Regions from separate parts of the Mus musculus genome. Here region 1 is linked to region 2. The links are chromatin contacts, found by POLR2A ChIA-PET in ENCODE. All regions are on one chromosome and are shown on one strand. Each heading gives the region's core, a stretch centred on a gene start or an enhancer-like site at or near the end of the contact. The rest is flanking DNA. Distances are from core to core; before and after follow the strand shown. Region 1 holds the start of Tmem259 (transmembrane protein 259). Region 2 holds the start of Med16 (mediator complex subunit 16).

What was found. ChIA-PET counts read pairs that join two places held with the same protein, here RNA polymerase II (POLR2A).
Region 1: POLR2A ChIA-PET joins it to region 2 with 34 read pairs in Patski. The contact joins the promoter of Tmem259 here to the promoter of Med16 in region 2. POLR2A ChIA-PET finds 5 or more read pairs at or near these places in 4 of 5 experiments (Patski and embryonic stem cell).

What each region holds. Positions count from the first base shown.
Region 1 is chr10:79,982,157-79,986,238 of GRCm38, forward strand. It overlaps Tmem259 (transmembrane protein 259), which reads right to left and starts at 2,104. Exons shown (of 11, transcript NM_001003949.4): 1 at 1,754-2,104. The coding sequence starts at 1,975. It overlaps Gm26243 (a small nuclear RNA gene), which reads left to right and starts at 3,350; the gene lies at 3,350-3,456.
Region 2 is chr10:79,905,663-79,910,188 of GRCm38, forward strand. It overlaps Med16 (mediator complex subunit 16), which reads right to left and starts at 3,276. Exons shown (of 15, transcript NM_198107.2): 1 at 3,156-3,276; 2 at 1,829-1,994; 3 at 1,377-1,484; 4 at 1,103-1,272. The coding sequence starts at 3,233. It overlaps R3hdm4 (R3H domain containing 4), which reads right to left. Exons shown (of 8, transcript NM_177994.5): 8 at 4,390-4,526. It overlaps Gm24019 (a small nuclear RNA gene), which reads left to right and starts at 3,533; the gene lies at 3,533-3,639.

The sequences.
Region 1 (4,082 bases), core at 854-3,353, 75 kb after region 2:
TCTACTCTCTATCTCTACTACACTCTTTTTTTTTTTTTTTTTTTTTTTTTTTTTGAGACAGGGTTTCTCTGTGTAGCCCTGGCTGTCCTGGAACTCACTTTGTAGACCAGGCTGTCCTCGAACTCAGAAATCCGCCTGCCTCTGCCTCCCGAGTGCTGGGATTAAAGGCGTGCGCCACCACCGCCTGGCTCTCTATTACACTCTTAACTCCCTTCCCTGAGCCATGAATAAACTCTATTCTACACTATAAAGACAAAACCAAATACCAGCCTCAGCCAGGATCTCCACGAGATCATGACCCACCCAAGGGTGCCACTTAGCACCTTTCAGGGCTCAAATCCACTTGGTGCAGGGACTTGAGCTGGTGCCACATACCTCCTTGCCCTCTGACCCCTGCCACATCCTAAGGTCTAAGGCACCATGCTGTGCCCCCCTATCCCATGGCTGCCCAGTTTCGGTCCTTGAGGCTCTGAAGCCAGCAGAGGAGATACCAAGCCCAACAGTTCTTCTCTGGGCCTCTGTAGGAGCTGACACCTAGGCTGGGGTGGGAACAGGGCGCAGGGTGGTACAAGCCTAGCAGGCCTTGGCTGTGAGGCGTCCCTTCTAGGAAGGTTGGGTGGAAGCTGGGCAGGCAGGACGGGCAGGAAACACAGCAAATGGGCTCCCAGAAACGTCAGCAGCTCCAGAAACCAGCTGCTGTGTGGCTTGTTTATCCCAGTTAAGAAAGAGGATAAGGTCTACTGTCATCCAGCCGACCCTGTCTCTGACTAGACATTGGGCACCCACCCGGAGCCCTGAGGGTGTGGAGGGCAGGAAGGAAGATGGAGCATGGGCTCATCTGCAGCCAATGAACTGGGGCCTGAGGGGATGCCCACAGCTGTCTTGAGCTCAAGCTAGATCTACCTATGAAACCCCCGAACGCTCAGTTCTGAGAAGCACCAGGAGTGAGTCCCAAACTCACCAATGCCCTCCAATATCAGCATGCCAGCCACCAAGCCATGACCCCAACACCAGAAGGCCCAGGCAGCTCCTCAGAGAGAGCCTGGTGCCATCCCTCGAGTAGCCTTTGTGACCGAGAACCGGGATCTCCCGGGAGCACATGAAGAAGACACAGCCAGGGCAGGTGCTGGCTGTAGAGGTCCCTGGCCAATCTGGCTGTGACTCTGTGGCTGACCCTAGTGAGATGACCTCACCCAAAGCCACAGAAAACCTGGCAAGAGTCTGAAAACAGTGAAGTAACAGAAAATTTGAGCAGTGACACTGGGGGGTAGGGGGCTGTCCCCAGGGGGTTGGTTCAGGGTGTGCTGGAATGGGACTGACTAGTAGAGACTGGACTGAGAGAATCAGGGTAGAATAGAAATGACAGGCGGGACAGGGCCTCCAGCACAGGAGGTGGTCTACAGTGGAAAGTCAGGAATGGAATGGAAATGACCATATTGTTCTCAGTGGAGGTGCAGGACAGGATGGGAGTGACAGGTGGGAAGGTGGACCTCGAGTCCAAAATCCTACTCCAAGAGGACACTGGGCTCTGGTCTTGAGTGGAAAAATTTGGGGCCTAGGCTCCCAAGTGGCAGACTGAGGCCAAAGGGCAGGAGGCGGGGCCTGAGAGCTGAGGAAGTGAGGACCAGAGATAGCATCTGTAAGAGTGGTATCAGGGTATCCAGGCGTCAGGAGCCAAGTGGTAAAGTTGCCGGGGGTGGGCGAGCGGATGACAGCTGGGGTCAGGGGTCAGAGGTCAGGGGTCAGAGGTCACCTTGAGCAGAACGAAGAATTCAAAGAGGCGGCGGAAAGCAGGTGGGAAGAGGCGTGAGTAGGTGACGGCCATCTTGAAGAAGAGAGCGTGGAAGAGCCGGTCGCGCACGTTGATGAGCGGGTTGGGGTTGAGATTGGGGCCGCGAGGGCCGCGCACGGGCGCCGCGCCACCACCCCCGCCGCCGTTGGGCCCGGGCCCTGGGGCTGCCGCGTGCTCCGACATCACCGCCCCGCGTCACCCCGGCGGCCGCCGGCTGACCCCCGCCGCGTCCCGGCCGCCGGATCCCCCCCGCCGCCCCCGGCCGCCGCCGCCGCCTGCCCCTTTGCTCGCGTCCGTCCGGCCCGCGACGCCGGCGAGAGCGCCGGGCCAGAGCGCCGCCCGTGCGCGGGGCACGCTGGGATCGCCGCGGCCGCCCGAGGAGGCCGGGCTTCAGGGCCGAAAGGCGGGCACCACGAGTAGTGGGCGGAGCCTGACTTTACACATTTCATGCGGGTCGCCTCAGCGCTAAAGGGCAGAGTACCATGGAGTTCAGTTTATTTTCCTAGTGCTCCTTCAAGCTTTGTCCGGTCTCGTTTGCAGTGAGCTTGCAATTTGCAGGGGCTACACGGAGTGCATTAAAGAGCAGCCCCGTTTGTTTGCATATATTCACTCCCACATACTGTGGCACGGCCTGGGGTGGAGTCGTGTGTCACGATTCATTTGCATTGAGCTTTATCTTTATATATGTGAGTACACTGTCGCTGTCTTCAGTCTCACCAGAAGAGGGCATCAGATACACCAGAAAGGAGTTGTGAGCCACCATAACGGAGGCTGGAACTTCAACTCAAGATCTCTGGAAGAGGCGTCAGTGCTCTTAGCCATGTCTTTAGCCCAGAGCTCTATCTTAAGCATTGAGCGGCAGTGTCGGGTGTAATTCGTTTGGTTTGTGGAGGGATCCAGGTTAGCGGTGGGCGATCTGTGGGGCGTGGTCTCAGAAACAAGCTAAAACATTTGCATCCACCTGCGGGCGGGGCGACGTTGCCCGTCGTATTTGTATATGGTTTCCTATTGGCGGAGAATTAGAGGGGGCGGAGACGCACTTAGTAAGGCCTATTTACATAGGGCTTCACTCTGGCCACAGCCTCACTTAGGGGCGGGGTCTGCTGAGGACTCATTACCCACCCTGCCCTGGGAGGCAGGGCTTCCTAACTGCTCATTAGCATAATGTTTTCATTGGCGGCCGCAGCGCTGAAGGGCGAAATTCCATGGATAGTTTACTAGCAGACAGTTTCACCATCGCACCAGTATCACGGATTCCGCGCTGATCCGGCTACCACTGAGGGGCGGAGCCTCGTAGTGCCTGTCTAATTTGCATATGACTTCCCAGAAGGCTTCGCTGGCACAAGCTTCTCCCAGACAGCTATATTAATTAGTTAAATGTGAGCTTTCACGCGGATAGATAATTATTCTGAGCGGTGTTATGAGTGGTAGCCTTTCTTTTTGACATGTGAAAACGTTACTTTATCCAAACAAAAACAAAAAAAAATCATAATTACTGTATGTGAAAAGTAATTTGCTTCTCTGCCTTTAAATACCTGAGGCAAAAAACCGTCGCTTGTGCTCGCTTCGGCAGCACATATACTAAAATTGGAACGATACAGAGAAGATTAGCATGGCCCCTGCGCAAGGATGACACGCAAATTCGTGAAGCGTTCCATATTTTGTTTCATCTCAAAATAACGCAATTGACCCTTTGAAGTCTCCTTTTCTACTATAGCTGCCACATTCCCGTACAATTTGCCTGAACAAGGGCATTTATTGACCGGTTACTGCGCACTCGAAGGAAGCTGTCTGTTTTTAGGACGCAGCAGAGCTGTCTCTGTATGCACCGTGCCCTAACGTTGTGCGCCTTCTATATACCTCCAGCTTGAAGGAAGGACTAGGAGCATCTGTATGATGGAACAAGATGAGAATTTCTGCATCCGGACTGGGCGGCCAGGAAAAGGGCGGGGCGCTTTACCGGCTGAGCGAAGGGAACCCCTCCCTCCTAGCTTTCAGATACCCCAGAGTCACCGTCTGCTGTTACCCAGAGCACCTTGCAACACAGTAGGCACCTAATAAATGTACCAGTCTTGAAACTATTATGGAATACACTTGTCACTTGTTTGAAAATAGGAAACGTCCCTGGGTGACCCGAGCTTTAGAAAAACCTAGCCTGACCTTCGTGGAGAAGCAATGGGGTTCCCTCCAGCACAGGCCAACACGTCAGTCAGTCATATCGCTCACGACCAGAGCAAGCAAGGCTTGACTGAGAGATGGGATTTTACTTTATTTACTTTTTGAGTTTGTG
Region 2 (4,526 bases), core at 2,026-4,525:
CCCAACCTAATAACCTTTCTCTTCCACTACCTCTGCTGGGTGGTGGGATAGAGCAGAGGCTGAACCCTTATTAAAAAAGTAGGTTGTGGAGCTGGAGAAAAGGCTCAGAGGTTAAGAACACTGACCGCTCTTCCAAAGGTCCTGAGTTCAAATCCCAGCAACTACATGGTGGCTCACAACCATCCATAATGAGGCCTAACAGCCTCCTCTGGTGTGTCTGAAGACAGTTACAGTGTATAATAATAATAATAATAATAATAATAATAATAATAAAATAAATACATCTTTAAAAAACACAGTATAAAAAGTAGGTTGCATAATTTTATGCCTACAGGGTCCCTTGGAGCTGGAGTTACAGATGGCTGAGTCACATGCGGGTGCTAGGAATGTAACCCAGGTCCTCTGCAGGAGCAGCCAGTACTCTAACCACTGAGCAACCTTCTTCTCTAGCCCTTATATTAAATTTGGCAGACCAAGTATCACTGTGTAGCCCTGGCTGCCCTGGAACTGGATATGTCGACCAGGCTAGCCTTGAGCTCAGAGAGAGCTGTCTGCCTCGTGAGTACTGGGGTTGGGCTGTGACACCAGGCCCAGCCTTTTGTACTGGGTGAGAGGCGGGCAATGTGGAAGCTGCTGGCCCCACAGACCTGCAGCAACCACAGAACGGAGGCTGTGCTGTGCCTCCTTCCTCACAGGCTGCCCCTTTCCCTCCATTACTGAGTAAAAAGGACTCCCAGAGGCCCCGAGTCTAACTCTGCTCCCACTTCTAACTGGCTGAACTCTGGATGCAGACGGCCAGGGGGATTCTGGGTTGTCATTAAATCAAAGTGGACTGGAATCTGAGAACAGCAGTCACTGGCTGGTTACAAAGGCAACTTGTTGGAGATAGCAGCCATTTTAAGACTCCACTGCAGACACGAGATATCTGTTAAACAGATTCACTGTACAGGGAGGGAACATAGCTAAAGGGGAGCTTCAGGGTCAGGGGCGCTCAGGGATGGCAGGTACTGACAGGTATCCCACAGCAATTGGCAGTGAGCACGGGAGCTGCACACTTGTGGTTCCATCCACCTACCCCTAGGTCCCCCAGTGGTACGCTCACCTTCTCCACATGCAGGGCCAGCTTTACACCGTTGTGCAGCCAGGACAGGGCCACGATGGGGTCCCCCTCCACCTGGCTGCCCACCGAGCTCTCCCAGCTGTTGGCCAGGTGGTCAGCCATGCTCCAGCATTTGATCTGTCCATCAGCATCAGCAGACAGTAGCCGGGACCCTGCGACCAGAGAGCTGTGTCAGGGGCCTTCCCCCCACTCTGGACTCCCAGCGGGTGGTGGCTGTCGCCAGGCTCTGGACTGAGAGCACACCCCCTGGCCTCACCTGACTGGTCCCACTCCAGGCAGGTGATGGCCTCGCTGTGGCCAGAGCTGACAGAGTGCACTTCCCAGGGGTGTTCCGTGTCTAGGATATGGATCATGTGTGTCAGATCTGCAGTGGAAAAAGAACACTGAGGTCAGTGTAGCTCGAAGTGCCTGTGTCCCCACCCACAGTGCACCTCTCCTATAAGCTCCGCCATGCTGCTAGTCCCTGGACAGGGCATCCTGTGCAGCCACATGTCTTAACATTGTTGGAAGATGGTGAGCAGTGTATGTATGTCTCTTCTCCCACCTTGCTTTCCCTGGCCTCTCAAAACCCTCTAACTGGCATCAGAGTGTCTGGCTCTGCCACCACGAGCCTTCCAGATCTGAGGCACAGTGGAGCCACACCTGGCAAGCCCACCCACATGGTCTTGATCCCCAGGTCCTAGCCAGGTAAGGAGAGCCAGCACTCACCCTGGTCATCATTGCGTAGGTCTGTGGTGAAGGCAATGAGGTTCCTGCAGGACCAGGCACAAGCCAGGGGCAGCGACGGGCAGTACGTGCTCTTGGCCCACTTCTCCCATTCGCACACATAGGCCAGGTCCATCATACCCACCGCACCCAGCACGGTCCCTGGCTCCTGGGGAAAAGGGAGGCAGTGCTCTATAGCAGCTCCCAGCTAAAGGGTGTCTAGAATGTTCTCCAGCGAGAGCCCTGCTATAAAATCCATGATGCCCCGCCTGGGGTCACTCCTCCCTAGGCAACCCAGATCAGCCTGAGCTCAGCCTACAAACGCTAAGCACCCTCCACACACACAACCGGGCCCACCCCTACCACTTCAGTCTGGGCCTCAGTCTACACTCTAGTTCAGTCTCCAAGCCTTGCCTGGGACCTAGTAGCTTAGACCCCGCAGCAGCCCATGCCACACAATACTCTCAACAAGTTAACATCCAAGGCTCAAATTCTGAGCCTTTTTTTGTTTTTTTTTTTTTGAGACAGGGTTTCTCTGTGTAGCCCTGGCTCTCCTGGAACTCACTCTGTAGACCAGGCTGGCCTCGAACTCTGAAATCCGCCTGCCTCTGCCTCCCAAGTGCTGGGATTAAAGGCGTGCGCCTGGCAAAAAGCCTGAGTCTTTTTTTTTTTCTTTTTGGTTTTTCGAGACAGGGTTTCTCTGTATAGCTCTGGCTGTCCTGGAACTCACGTTGTAGACCAGGCTGGCCTCGAACTCAGAAATCCGCAGCCTCTGCCTCCCAAATGCTGGGATTAAAGGCGTGAACCACCACACCCGGCTAAATCCTGAGTCTTAACACACACACCTCCACCACCTCCCGCCCAAGCTCGTTAAGCTCCACCCACATTGTCTAATCACCCTAGGCTCCGCCTCCAAACCAAACTGGTAAATTCAGCCTCAGTTTCTGCTCAGCTTGTGACTACTAGGTCACCTCTCTGCATCGATCTCAGATCTTTAGCACCCCCAACCCCGGCCCACCTTAGACTCCGCTCCCTAGGCCACATCCCTCTCTATCAGTCTTATTTCTTCAGACTCTGCCCCTCCATCCAACTTCTGAACTCAGGCCACGCCCCTCCCAGGGAGGCTCAGCCCCTCGGACCACGCCCCCTCCTCAACCCCGTCGCCTTAGGCTCCCCCTATTCACATCCCTCCCACAACGGCCTCTACCCAGCAAGCTTTGTTCCCAGGCCCGCCCTCTGACCCCGCAAGCCCCGCCCCTCGGCCTTCCGCTCGCGGTTTTAGCCTGAAACGCACCAGCCACGAGTCCCGTACCCCGCACGCCGTACTAACCTGTCCGCCCCGGGCGCCCAGTCGGCCCGGCGGCCGCGGTCCACACTCGCCCCAACGCCCGGGATCCGACGCCGCCATCTCTAGGCCCGCGCCGGCCCCCTCGCACAGACTTGTGGGAGAAGCTCGGCTACTCCCCTGCCCCGGTTAATTTGCATATAATATTTCCTAGTAACTATAGAGGCTTAATGTGCGATAAAAGACAGATAATCTGTTCTTTTTAATACTAGCTACATTTTACATGATAGGCTTGGATTTCTATAAGAGATACAAATACTAAATTATTATTTTAAAAAACAGCACAAAAGGAAACTCACCCTAACTGTAAAGTAATTGTGTGTTTTGAGACTATAAATATCCCTTGGAGAAAAGCCTTGTTTGTGCTCGCTTCGGCAGCACATATACTAAAATTGGAACGATACAGAGAAGATTAGCATGGCCCCTGCGCAAGGATGACACGCAAATTCGTGAAGCGTTCCATATTTTGTTCCTCAGAGGAACTGACAAGCACCCTAACATCCTATTGGAGGCTCACTCACGTTTTTTCTATTTTGTTTCTTGACAGCAGAGCTCGTTGCTCACTGTATAGCTCAGGTTGGCCTGACACTGATGAGGTTCTCCAGTGACTGCCTCTACCTACCTACTGGGATGACAGAGGTGTACCACCAAGCCACGGGCTCCTGTGTGAGTGTGTGTGTGTGTGTATAAGTGTGCCTTCCACAGTGCACGTAAGAGGACAAGGAGTTGGTTCTTGCTCTCAGATCATCAAGCTTGGCGGCAAGCACCTTAACGTGCTTAACCATTTTGCTGGCCCTCAAGTGACTGTTGTTTGAGGCAGGGTCTCACTGTATGGCCCTGGCTATGTAGACTAGCTGGCCTTGAACTCACAGAGATCCATCAGCCTCTGGCTCCTGAGTGCTAGGATTCAGAGGTGTCCAACAATGAGACCTGTCTACCACATGGCCCAGGCTGGCCTCAAAATCACTTGTCACTGGTCACCATGTGGTTTAAATGGTGCTGGGGATGGAACCCAGGGCTTTGAGCATGCTAACCAATTGCTTTCCCCATCGAACCCCAACCTGGCACCTCATCTTTAAGCATTTTACATGTTGTAAAATGAACTAATGTTATAGAGACTTTGAGGTTCCCCCGTGTCCAGCTTGCTAGCTCGTGCCCTCAGTGATCTCCCAGTCTCACCCACCCCCACCAAACCTAAAGACAAACACGGGGACAGGACTCGAGCACCAAGGCTTTATTAAAATCGTCCCTTTCCCCCAAGCTCAAAGAATCACACAGAAGGGGAAGGGAAGGAGGGCCAGGCCTGCTGAACATATAAGACCTCTGCAGTGACCACAGCTATGCTGAGCAGCAGAG